Regions from separate parts of the Mus musculus genome. Here region 2 is linked to region 1. The links are chromatin loops, found by intact Hi-C in ENCODE. Cell type or tissue: heart. All regions are shown on one strand. Each heading gives the region's core, and the rest is flanking DNA. Links, peaks and the distances in the headings are about the cores only. Region 1 holds the start of Mrpl50 (mitochondrial ribosomal protein L50). Region 2 has its middle 4.7 kb from the start of Gm45952.

Evidence for each region. A loop is a pair of places that touch in the nucleus more often than their neighbours do. Peaks named below come from ENCODE experiments on the same cell type or tissue, not always from the same donor. Only the 100,000 strongest peaks of a DNase experiment are listed, where the experiment ranks them.
Region 2: it touches region 1 in a loop (4-fold over the local background); 19 of 42 quality-filtered maps call a loop at or near these places.

What each region holds. Positions count from the first base shown.
Region 1 is chr4:49,518,502-49,523,876 of GRCm38, reverse strand. Mrpl50 (mitochondrial ribosomal protein L50) reads left to right here and starts at 2,794. Exons shown (of 2, transcript NM_178603.4): 1 at 2,794-2,915. The coding sequence starts at 2,824. It overlaps Zfp189 (zinc finger protein 189), which reads right to left and starts at 2,701. Exons shown (of 3, transcript NM_145547.3): 1 at 2,282-2,701; 2 at 1,395-1,479. The coding sequence starts at 2,314. In heart, for the core only: no CTCF peak of the experiment used is centred there; DNase peaks (open chromatin) are centred at 1,096 and 2,726; H3K4me3 peaks cover 3,231 bases; H3K27ac peaks cover 1,484 bases.
Region 2 is chr4:49,624,608-49,629,982 of GRCm38, reverse strand. No RefSeq gene overlaps it. Among named protein-coding and RNA genes, the nearest start is that of Gm45952, 4.7 kb to the left of the region's middle. In heart, for the core only: a CTCF peak has its summit at 2,757 (motif pointing right); a DNase peak (open chromatin) is centred at 2,792.

The sequences.
Region 1 (5,375 bases), core at 98-5,097:
GGTCCAGTTAAGTTTCTTTCTTTCCCCCAAGTTGGGAAGACCATGATATAAATCTATATTAGAACAAGGGTTACTAAGGTAAAGAGCTGGGGCTGTACTTCACTGGTAGAGAAGATGTTTAGCATCAACAAGGCCCTAGGCTCGCTTGATCCTCCAGCCCAGCCTGGTCTATAGAGTGAGTTCCATGCCAACCGGGGCCTCACAGTGAGAACCCGTCTCAAAGAAGTCAAACCAAACCAAACTAAAACAAAAAGAAAACAAAAAACCCTCCTCACTAGATACTTGTAGGACACTGATCCTGCGATGCTTGGGAATCAGGTAGAAGGGGACAGAAGGGACAGATCTTATAAAAGATACATGATTTGAAATTTGCAGAGTAAGTATAGCAATAGTATCAAAGTGGCCAGACAACATGCTGGCAATTAGAAGAGATCTTCACAAGTCGGGAGAACTGAAACCATGGGGGAGACATGAACACATCACGGGACGGAAAATGCATTATGAATGAATTGCTTCAAGTGGAAAGGTGAAGGAAAGACGGAAATGTAAGCTGCAGTTAGGCTCCACCAGGGCAAGAAGCAAGCCTTTCTGGCTCTTTGTTTAGTTGTCAACAGTGGTCAGAGACCAGGATACTGTGTTTTCAGACTTGCTTGTCATAACAAAATTAAGGCCAGAGTCAATGGTATGGAAAGCAGGGTTCCTGAAGTTTACAGGATCAAGACCCACTGCAGCTCACTCAATGACTGGGTTAAGCAGGGTGGTGGTGGTGGGGGGGTGGTAGTGGGAGGTGGTGGGGGTGGGAGGTAGTGGGAGTGGGAGGGTCGTGACAGATGATGATAAACAGGAGCACTGGGGGAAACAGGACTGCTGACCCCACATGAGGACATGCTCCTGGAAGGTGGAAAAATAAATGCTTTGGGACAAGCACTGGGAGAGCTGGGAGAACACTTAACTTCTGCCTCCCAGTCCTGAGACAAAGCAAGAGGAAGGAGGACCCGGGAGAATGAGCAGCCCCCACTTGAAGGTCTGCCAGAGAAGTGGTGTGCTCGGCTCTGTGCCAGCTTTCAGTGTAGGCCGGAGCGGTAAGGAACACTGTGTGATGAGCAGCCCAGGCTCCAGAAGGCAGAGTGAAAAGAGGGTGGGAGGAGAGCCGTGGGAAGATGAACCGGGAAGGAAAGTACAGAGCCAACAGAGCCGTCTGGGAATGAGATTCTGAAGCTGCCAAAGCCAGCCTTTGCTAACAAGGAAGCGAGGGAGACCAGAGTTGTAGAAAGATCCGAATCAGAAGGTTGGGACAAAATAGTGCTGGTGTCAGTTACACTGCTTGACGCATTCTGGGTTTAAGTGTTAGTACCTTATTAGATATTTTAGTTAGAAAAAGCGTGCATTCTTACCCAGCGAGACCAGCTTTCCGTAGCTGTCCATCATGACATCTTTATACAGGCTTCTCGGAGCTGGATCCAGATAACCCCACTCCTCCTGAGTAAGAAACATAGCCATAGCCTCAAATGTCAGCCACTGCTGGAATTGTTTTCTCTCTGTAGTCAGTTCCAGTGGTCTCTCCACTGAAAGTGGGAGAAGTTATTGTCACTTTACCATGCTCCCATTCACTAGGAGGAACACGGTAAGTAAGAGTTCCAAAAGGTGCTCAATTCATGGCACCTCACACTGAAAAGGATCTGGACTGGTCTAGATCCACGCCTTCCAAACTGAAGGTCTTCTCTGCTTTCGTTATTACACACTAATACCACGACTGTTTTTAGTTAACAGCCTTAAGACCACCCCAACGTTCCCTGGCCTCACTGTTCGCCCCAAGCTTCTACCCACACCAGCTTGGGACCCAATTCGACGCAGTTCCATTAGGTTTTCTAAACACTCACCTTGAGTTCAGACATTGTGCTAGCTGCAGAGGACAGACGAGATTTAAAAAAAAAAAAGAAGAAAAGAAAGAAAAAAGTGCCTCACCTGAGAAACTCATAAATGAGATCTAACTTGGAGCAGTCTTAATTTTCCCCAGCCGATTTATCAAGTTACTCTTGAAAAAAAGAAAAAAAGAAAGAAAGGAAAAAAGAAAAAGGGGCCTTGGGGAGTTTGTAAGTGAACTAAAAGCACCTTGCAGCAAGGGGTATGTCCCGCAGCAAGGGGTACACAGGAGTTGACTGGGGTCCTTTCTTAAGAGTTGTAGAAATGGCCAGGAGGGGGACAGGGGAAGAGGTGATGGCGCGGCCTTGCTGTCTTGGGAGTGGCGAAATAACGGAGATCTCTTGAAAGGGCAACTCACCTTTGGCTCCAGCGGTGGGCTTGGGGACGCCATCGCCTCGTTCAGGAATAGCAGCCACACGACATTGGGGCTCTGATGAGGCCTAGATGGCTGTTGGAAATAAGGCTCGGCGAGAAGGGGCTCACCGGATGGGTCTGGTGTGGTCCTGCCTCTGTCTCGGAGCGGTCAAGTTCCTAGGGGCATATCAGACGTTCTGTCTGGCTGTCCTCCAACCCCAAACCCAGTCCTCTGTCCCGCTGCCTAGCCTTAGGGTCTCCCTGTAATATCTCCTCCTTGTTGCCAATTCCTCCGCCTCAAAGTCAAGCTGCACTACTACCGACCACCCCCGGACCAGAAGGCGTTACCCGGAGCCTTCGCGGAACCGCTCCAACTACAACTCCCAACATGCCCAGGGAGCGAGCCACCGCCTTCTTCCGTAAATGGCAAGCGAACTACATTTCCCGGAATGCATAGGTCTGGGCAACGTCAGGGGCCGCTGAAGTAAGCTCTCATCTGATTGGCTGAGTCGGGCACGTCTGGCGCTCTTGGGTTGCTTGTCGAGAATGGCGGCGCTGATCGTGTCTCGGTTAGCAAGAAGAGGCTGGCTGTGGAAGCTTCCCTTGGCAACACGTAGAGAATTTTGGTCTCGATCCAGGTAAATCTGAGTGTTTCTCAATGGTCTAAGTTCCACGTAAGTAATCAGAAGCGGAGGGGACGAGTTCAGAGGGTTAAGATGGGACCCTGGTCCTGAGCCTTCAGGAGTTAGCGTGGAGTAGGGATCCGAGCTAAAAGCTTACGTTTCTGCGATTGGCAGGACCGCTTCTAACGGCAACACGGTGCGCTTTCCCAGATTTCACTGATGCATACAACAAATAGTTTCTAAATGCCTTCCGTGTCTCTAAGTGTGTACCCAGCAGTACTCTCTTTCCCACGCTTTAGTTCCACACGGGAGGGAACTGAGGCCCACTGAAGAGAAGCACGCACATGGTGGATCCAGAAGCCCCGTGACTTAACTGCTTATCCACAGTTTTCCTCACTGCATCCTGTGGGATCTATGTATATTACTTAGATAATATTTAGGGCCTGAAAATTTAACCGCTGGGACCTCAGAGAACAACGAACGTATTAAGTTAGAAGTTTGAATCCTCACCCCATGTATTAACTCTAACCTTTCCCTGGTTAGTGTCAGATGTCCCAAGTTCATTTCTTTTTTTTTTCACTCAACAGATATTTTAGTGTTTACTATATGATAAATATTAAAGATAAAGTGGTTAATTAGACCAAATCTTTGTCCTCATAGGAGAAGGGGGGCAGTTGGTGATAAACTGTTCATTTTTCAGGTAACCGTTCTTTAAGGTGTAAATGGATGTAGTGATGTATATTCACATAGAGGAGAGATTTCAGCAGTCAGGCCAATCCCACCTTTTTACATCCCTTTTTGCGTTCTGTTTGTTTGTTTTGTTTATTGTCAATCATCATAGCTCTGTGTTAGAATTTTAAATCTTGAAGCATAATTTCTTCCATGTTTTTCTTGCTCATGATTGCTGCAGCTATTCGTAATTTAAGATTGCTCTTTATGTCTTTGGGAAAAGCCATTCGATTTTTTTGAGTTAAGTATTTAAGTAGTGCAGACATGGAACAGTCATTGAACATGGACTGTCTCTTCATTTATATGTGTGTTTTCTGTTTCTTTCATGGATGGTTTAGAGTTTTAGAGTATAGATCTTTAACCTGCTTGGTTATTTTTTCCTAAATATTTTTTTCCTGCTGTTATAAACAAACCAGATTTCTTGATCATTTGGGGGGGGGTGATTTATTATTTCTCTAGAGAAACCACTGATTTTATTGAGGATTTATTTTATTTATGTCCATATGTGTATGTATAAATATATGTGTGCTGATACTCTCGGAGGACAGAAGAGGGCGTCAGATCCCCTGAGTTTGGTGTTACAAGAGATTGTGAGCTAGCAGCCTGAGGTGGGTGCTGAGGACTGCACTCTGGAAGAGCAGCGAGTTCTCTTAACTTCTGAGCTCAAAGCTCTCCAGCCCTCGACTTCTGACTCTTTATTAAATGTCTCTGATTGCTATTGACTGGCGGAGGCTTTGTATTCTTTCTTGGTTTAGGGTTATATGTACCTGGGATCTTTAACTGCTTCTTTTAGGTTCTGCAGCCTGTAAAGCTCCTTCTTGTAACTTTTTATTTGTGAAACATCTCTTGTATCGCCGTATATTTCTGATTTTAATTACATGAGGTTTTGAGGTTTTCTGTATTAGCCCTTAGTTTTGTTGGTTTCTTTTTATGAGATTTGTGTCTGCTCTGCTCTTTATGATTGCTTTTGTTTTGCTAACTTTGGGATTTACATTTTTTTCTTTTTTTTTTTTTTTTAGTTTCATGTGGTTCAATATTAAGTTGCTTAAAATCTTTAATGATGTAGTCATTTATTACTATAAATTCACCTTAGTGCTGGCTTTCTTTTTATGTTTGTTATTGTCTTTGTTAGGGTTTCTATTGTGATTAAAATACCATGACCTAAGCAACTTGAGGAGGAAGGAGTGTTAGAAATAAGCGTCACGGTTCTAAATAAATCACACCGTGCAGCAGGTCTCACATGGGAGGTTTATTGGGAGGGGGTCAGAGGCAGCCTTTGGGAGAGTGTGGAAGGAAAGAGAGAGGGGGGCAGGGTGAATAGACACAGCAGGAGCCAGCAGCTACACTGTCTTCTAGAGAGGACATGTCTCTTCTCTGGGTCTGAGAGCTGCCTGTAAAGACACCTGATTGCTGTGAAGTCGCTTCCAGTTGTTCATGGGTGTGCCTGATACTAACAAGGGGTTTATTTTATTTTACAGCTTGGGGTCAGTCCATCATCTGGGGAAGTCAGGCCAGGCTCTCAAAACAGGAACCTTGGAGGCAGGAACTATGTAGAGACCATGGAGCAGTGCTGCATTCTGGCTTGCTTCTGTGTAACTTGCTCTACTTGATTTCTTTTAGCACACAGGACCACCAGACTAAGTGTGGCACCACCCAAGGTGACCTGTGCACTCCCACATTAATTATTAATCATTAAAATACCTCGGGCACAGGCTGGCCCATGGGCCAGTCTTGTGGGGGCCTTTC
Region 2 (5,375 bases), core at 235-5,234, 110 kb before region 1:
TCTCCCAGCCTCAAGATCTGGACCAAAGGTGAGCCTTCGAATTCTGGATTGTAGTTCATTCCAGATATAATCAAGTTGACAACCAGAAATAGCCACTACAAAAGTCAACTGTGGAAAAACTTGTTTTGTTGGTGCCTTGGAGTGCAGTATCTAACCTGTTCCAGAGAAAATTTGGAGTGCAGTATCTAACCTGTTCCAGAGAAAATTGTCTGTAAATGAACTTGACCCTGCACTTGACCCTGCAGTGTGGTGAAAATGAAGTGTGAGAATTGTTTCTGTACCTTTAATTTTTTTCAAATCCTTTTTTTTTTTTTTTTTTTTTTTTTTTGGTTTTTCGAGACAGGGTTTTTCTGTATAGCCCTGGCTGTCCTGGAACTCACTCTGTAGACCAGGCTGGCCTCGAACTCAGAAATCTACCTGCCTCTGCCTCCCGAGTGCTGGGATTAAAGGCCTGCACCACCACTGCCCGGCTCAAATCCTATTTTTAATGGTAGGTCTTAAATGCTTTAAACCTTCCTTATAACCTACCACCCACCAGGGGTAATGTAAAAGGAAGGATAAGGGGCAGCGTGTGTGTGTGGACCTGTTTAGAAAGGTTCTTTGGAACAATTTCCATCTGTGTTGTCTGGAAAATGGCGGTTCAGTTCACAGATTAGCAGGCAGTGGCAGCTTGACCCACTTGCAAATACCTCATGGATATACCAGCAGTTCATTTCAGTAGAGTCGGGTTAGCAACAGCGGTGACACGACCTAACAGAGACAGTCAGGCCTCAGCCTTGATTCAAATCAGCAGGAGGGACCAACTGAACTCCAGGAGAAGTTCTCAGCTGTGCCTCTCTCAGGGAGCAAAGGTCAGCAAAACCTTGAGAGCATTGTACAGCTAGCTGAACCAGCAAGCCAAGCTCTGTCTCCCTGGAATCCTATTTCTACCCTCCAAACATCACGTGTCCTCCACATGCCTTGCCTCAGCATGTGCATCCAATCAGCTTGAGTCCTTGGAAGCGCCAACAAACTGCAGCACACTACCAGAAGGGTTTTTTGGTGCATTTCTCTCTATGGCATCCCAACAAATGCTACTCAACTATGCAATGTAATGTGGACCAATACATGTGTGTCATTAGCAAAGAATCTTTCACCATGTGTCCTTTCAGGTGCTTCCTTTAGCAGAACGTCCTCTCCTGTGTCTGCTTCAGAGAAACTTTCCTTTATGTGTTTGCCCCAGCAAAACACCATCCAACCAACTTTCCAAGGAACCCTTAAGTTTCCACTTCAGTTTCCTTGGCCCACCCGTTGAAAAGCATCATAAAAGACACTACTCTGACAAGAGTTGATGTCTTACAGCTTACCATAAGGTCACTGAATAGCAAGCAAAGGCTAATATTGGGGAATAGATATATAGAGAGAGCCATTTCATTATGAAAATATAGAGCCAGTTCCATAGCTATTAGACAGAAAGGGTTAATGTCTGCACGATGGTTTCAGTTCCTACCTTTGGGTAGAGCCTCCATGCGTGGTGCTCATTTAGGAGGAGATTTTAAAACCCTCAAGCTCCCTTCTGGCATTCCTGGCCAGAGGATCAAAGGGTTTCTGCTTTCAAGTCCTTGTTCTGAGCTACCTACCTGTCTTGTCTCTGTCTCTTCCTTTCATCTGCTTTCTTCCACGAATCTTGTGTGAGGACCCAAACTAGCCTCTGTGTTTCTTAAGAATAAAGCCAGCAAAATGGGGTTAGAATCTGTAAGGGAGTCTCAGGAAGATGGAAAGAGATCAAAGCCACCTCCAACCTTAACTTCTGAGTGCCGGGAGGAAATACTGAGAGGAGAACAAGCCTTTCCTGAAAGTTTACGTTCTCACCCTGTGAGTGCCCTCCCCCCACATCCAGCTACGGAGGAAGTTATCCTTCTCAGAAGTCCTAGTAAGTCATCTGTCATCTTCACACATGGCAAGGCTTTCTACAGAAACACACACACACTCTCTCTCTCTCTCTCTCTCTCTCACACACACACACACACACCCCAAACACACACACACTCACACACAGGAAGATGGATGAGAAAAGAACAGCTTGGCTCATGAAGTCATGGGGCTTGGTTAGTTCAGATTTTGCAAACCAGGGAAATGGCTGCAGTTGGACTCCACTGGCAGAATCCTTGCCCACTAGACGGGAAAAGGTATCCACCGTTCTTCTTCCTTAACATTAAGGACTTCATCTGATTGGATGGTGCCTAGCAACTTTAATGATAATCTTTAAACCACCACTTTAAATGGTAACTTCATATGACTCCACTTATAAATGTCTCATCATTTTCATTAATGTTATAATTTAATAAATACCAATGTTTTCACTTATTGGGATTTTTAAAAATTGATTTTGATGCACGGCCTCACACTGTGCCCTGGAATGGACTGGAATTCACTATGTAACCTCAAACACCATGAGGATTACTTCAGACTTGTGTGTTAATCTCCTGAATGTTGAGATCATAGACATGAGTGACCATGCCTAGCTGTCTGTCTATGCGTTGAGCGTTTCATCATGTGCTTCAGGCTGACTACATAGCCTAGGTTGGTCTTGAATTTATGGCCCATTTACCTCAGCCTACAAAGTTCTGGTATTGCAAACATGTGCCACAATTCCTAGCTTGATTATATTTTTAAGGGAGAAGTCGGCTGAATTTCAAATAGTTTTTCCAAGTTAGTATTTGTTGAAAAAGAGCCCTATGTAACTTTGAATGTGTCTTTATTAATGGCACAATTCCGCCACAAGGTGGCAGCAGAACACGCTAGTCCCTATTTTACAGCTTGGGTGGCAACAAGGAACTGCTTCAGTCATCTCAGACACTGAGAAACCTGGACAGCTACTTAAGGTGCCTCAATGCTCTCAAGGAAAAAAAAAAAAACCTGAAACTTTGTATGGACTTTTGCTTGATTTTTTTCCCTAGTCTCTGCAAATGTTTTTTCCTGAACCACTGTTATTCTGTCTCCTCCATTACAGTCTTCCACAGAGTCTGCATTGAGTTTGATTGTGACCTCCATATCATTCTGAAAATTGCTTATTATTTTTTAGAAAAATTGTATAGTACCTAAAATGGCATCACCTACTATATAGAAATCCACCAGATCCGCCTTAGACTCAGAATGGTCAGGAGAAAGCTCTTAGGAAGTGGGAGTTGTGACTTTTGTGTTATGCTTCCTGTCGGGGCATATTTAAAAGGAACTGCTGAGCTGAGAACCCCTGTGTTGCCTAAAACAACAGAGAGAGGGGGAGGGGAGGAGCAGGGGGAGCAGCAGGAGGAAGAGGAGGAGGAGGAGGAGGAGGAGGAGGAGGAGGAGAGGAGGGAAAGAAGGAGCTGCGGAGCACAGTGGTATCCAGCCCCACTTGAGAGTACTCTGTAGAAGTCCAACCCCTCTTTCCTTAGCTTTCCCTAACTTACAGCCATTCAGCACACTCTTCTGTCTCCACACTGTCACTTCCCCCTCCCCAGATCACCAGGTCAACCATGCCTATGTTCAATGCTCACTGTGTGCTTATAGACAACTGTGTCTGCTAGAGCCAGGCCTCCTCTTCTTCCAGGAGAGAGAAGATAAGGAGTTTTTTGTTTTTTTTCCTCATTCACTTAAATCCCACACATGCCCACCTCCCGATCACTCCATCCCACAATCTTCCCCCACCATCCCACTTCCATTTCCCTCTGAGCAGGTGAGGGCTCTCCTGGATATCCCCACACCCTGGCACATCCTATCTATGAGGCTGGGCACATCCTCTCCTACTGAGGCCAGACAAGGCAGCCCAGCTAGAAGAACATATCCCACGTACAGGCAACAGGTTTTGGGAAGAGGCCCTGATCCAGTTGTTTGGGACCCACATGAAGGCCAAGCAACATACATACATAGCCTGTACTATGTATGTTCAGGAAAGAGGAGTGTTAGCAGGGTGTGTGAAAACAGAGGAGCTAATAAGTGGTTAAGGATGGTGCACCTCATTTTAGACTCTCCTAATAGCCAGAGGGGTGTTTATGTTCTTCATAGATTTGATCTTGTATGTTTTTGTACTACATGGCATTGAATGTTTGAGTTTCTCTCCATACTATGGTGCAGAAGGACCGTCAGCAAAATAATGTCAAGCGTCAAATTAAATGTTATTTGGCTTTGTAGCTGTGGGTATGTCTTAGCTTTTATATCTACATGGGCAGGCATGTCTCAAGTGTATGTTACTGTATTTTAATACTATAATGAAAATAATTCAATATATCCACAAAGAATTAGTTTCCTTTAAAGAGGGGTCTATACATTTAAGTTTGTAAAAGAACTGTTACTTAATTATGTACAAACTGTCTTGTATTTTTTATCACTACATGCCTTTTAAATTATTCTAAGATCAATGTGGGAGAATTGATGTCAAATAGCCTGATATAATGTTATATATAGATTTAAACATGTTTTGACTCCGCTCAATTGCGTGTATTAATATTTCATCATTGGGGCTAGAGTGATAGCTTATCAGTTAAGAGCATTTCTTCAGGTTCTGTTCTTGTTTCCTGACCTTGACATTTAGCTTAACAGCAAAGAGACCCATAGTTTTAAGCTGGTAAGTACCAAAGTATCCGAAAAGTACTGAACACCGTGGGGTTTTTCTTATAAAGAGTGTCTAACTTTTAAAGGAATGCCAACTTTCTTTTTAAATTTTTTTTATTAGATATTTTCTTTATTTACACTTCAAATGTTATCTCCCTTTTCTGGTTTCCCCTTCGAAAACCCTCTATCCCATCGCCCCTCCCCCTGCTTCTATGTGGGTGTTCCCCTACTCACCTACCCACAACAGCTTCCACAGCAAGACCATCATCTTCTGTTACATATGCGGCTAGAGCCATGGGTCCCACCATGTGTATTCTTTGGTTGGTGGCTTAGTCCCTGGGAGCTCTGGAGGGTCTGGTTGGTTGATATTGTTGTTCTTCCTATAGGATTGCAAACCCCTTCAGCTCCTTCAGTCCTTTCTCTAACTCCTCCATTGGGGTCCCCGATGGTTGGCTGCAAGCATCCATCTCTGTATTTGTAAGGCTCTGGCAGAGCCTTTCAGGAGACAGCTAAATCAGGCTCCTGTCAGCAAGCACTTGTTGGAATCCACAAAAGTGTCTGGGTTTGGTGACTGTATATGGGATGGATCCGCAGGTGGGGCAGGGTCTGGATGGCCTTTCCTTCAGTCTCTGCTCCACTCTTTGTTAAAAAAAAAAAAAATGCCAACTTTCTAATTTGTATTCATAGCTTAAAATATGTGAGACATAAATTTTCCAAAGAAAACATGGCTATACAACTGTTTACCACAGCATTACGTATTTTCAAATTTATTTACTTATAAAACAAATTTTAAATTTACTTAA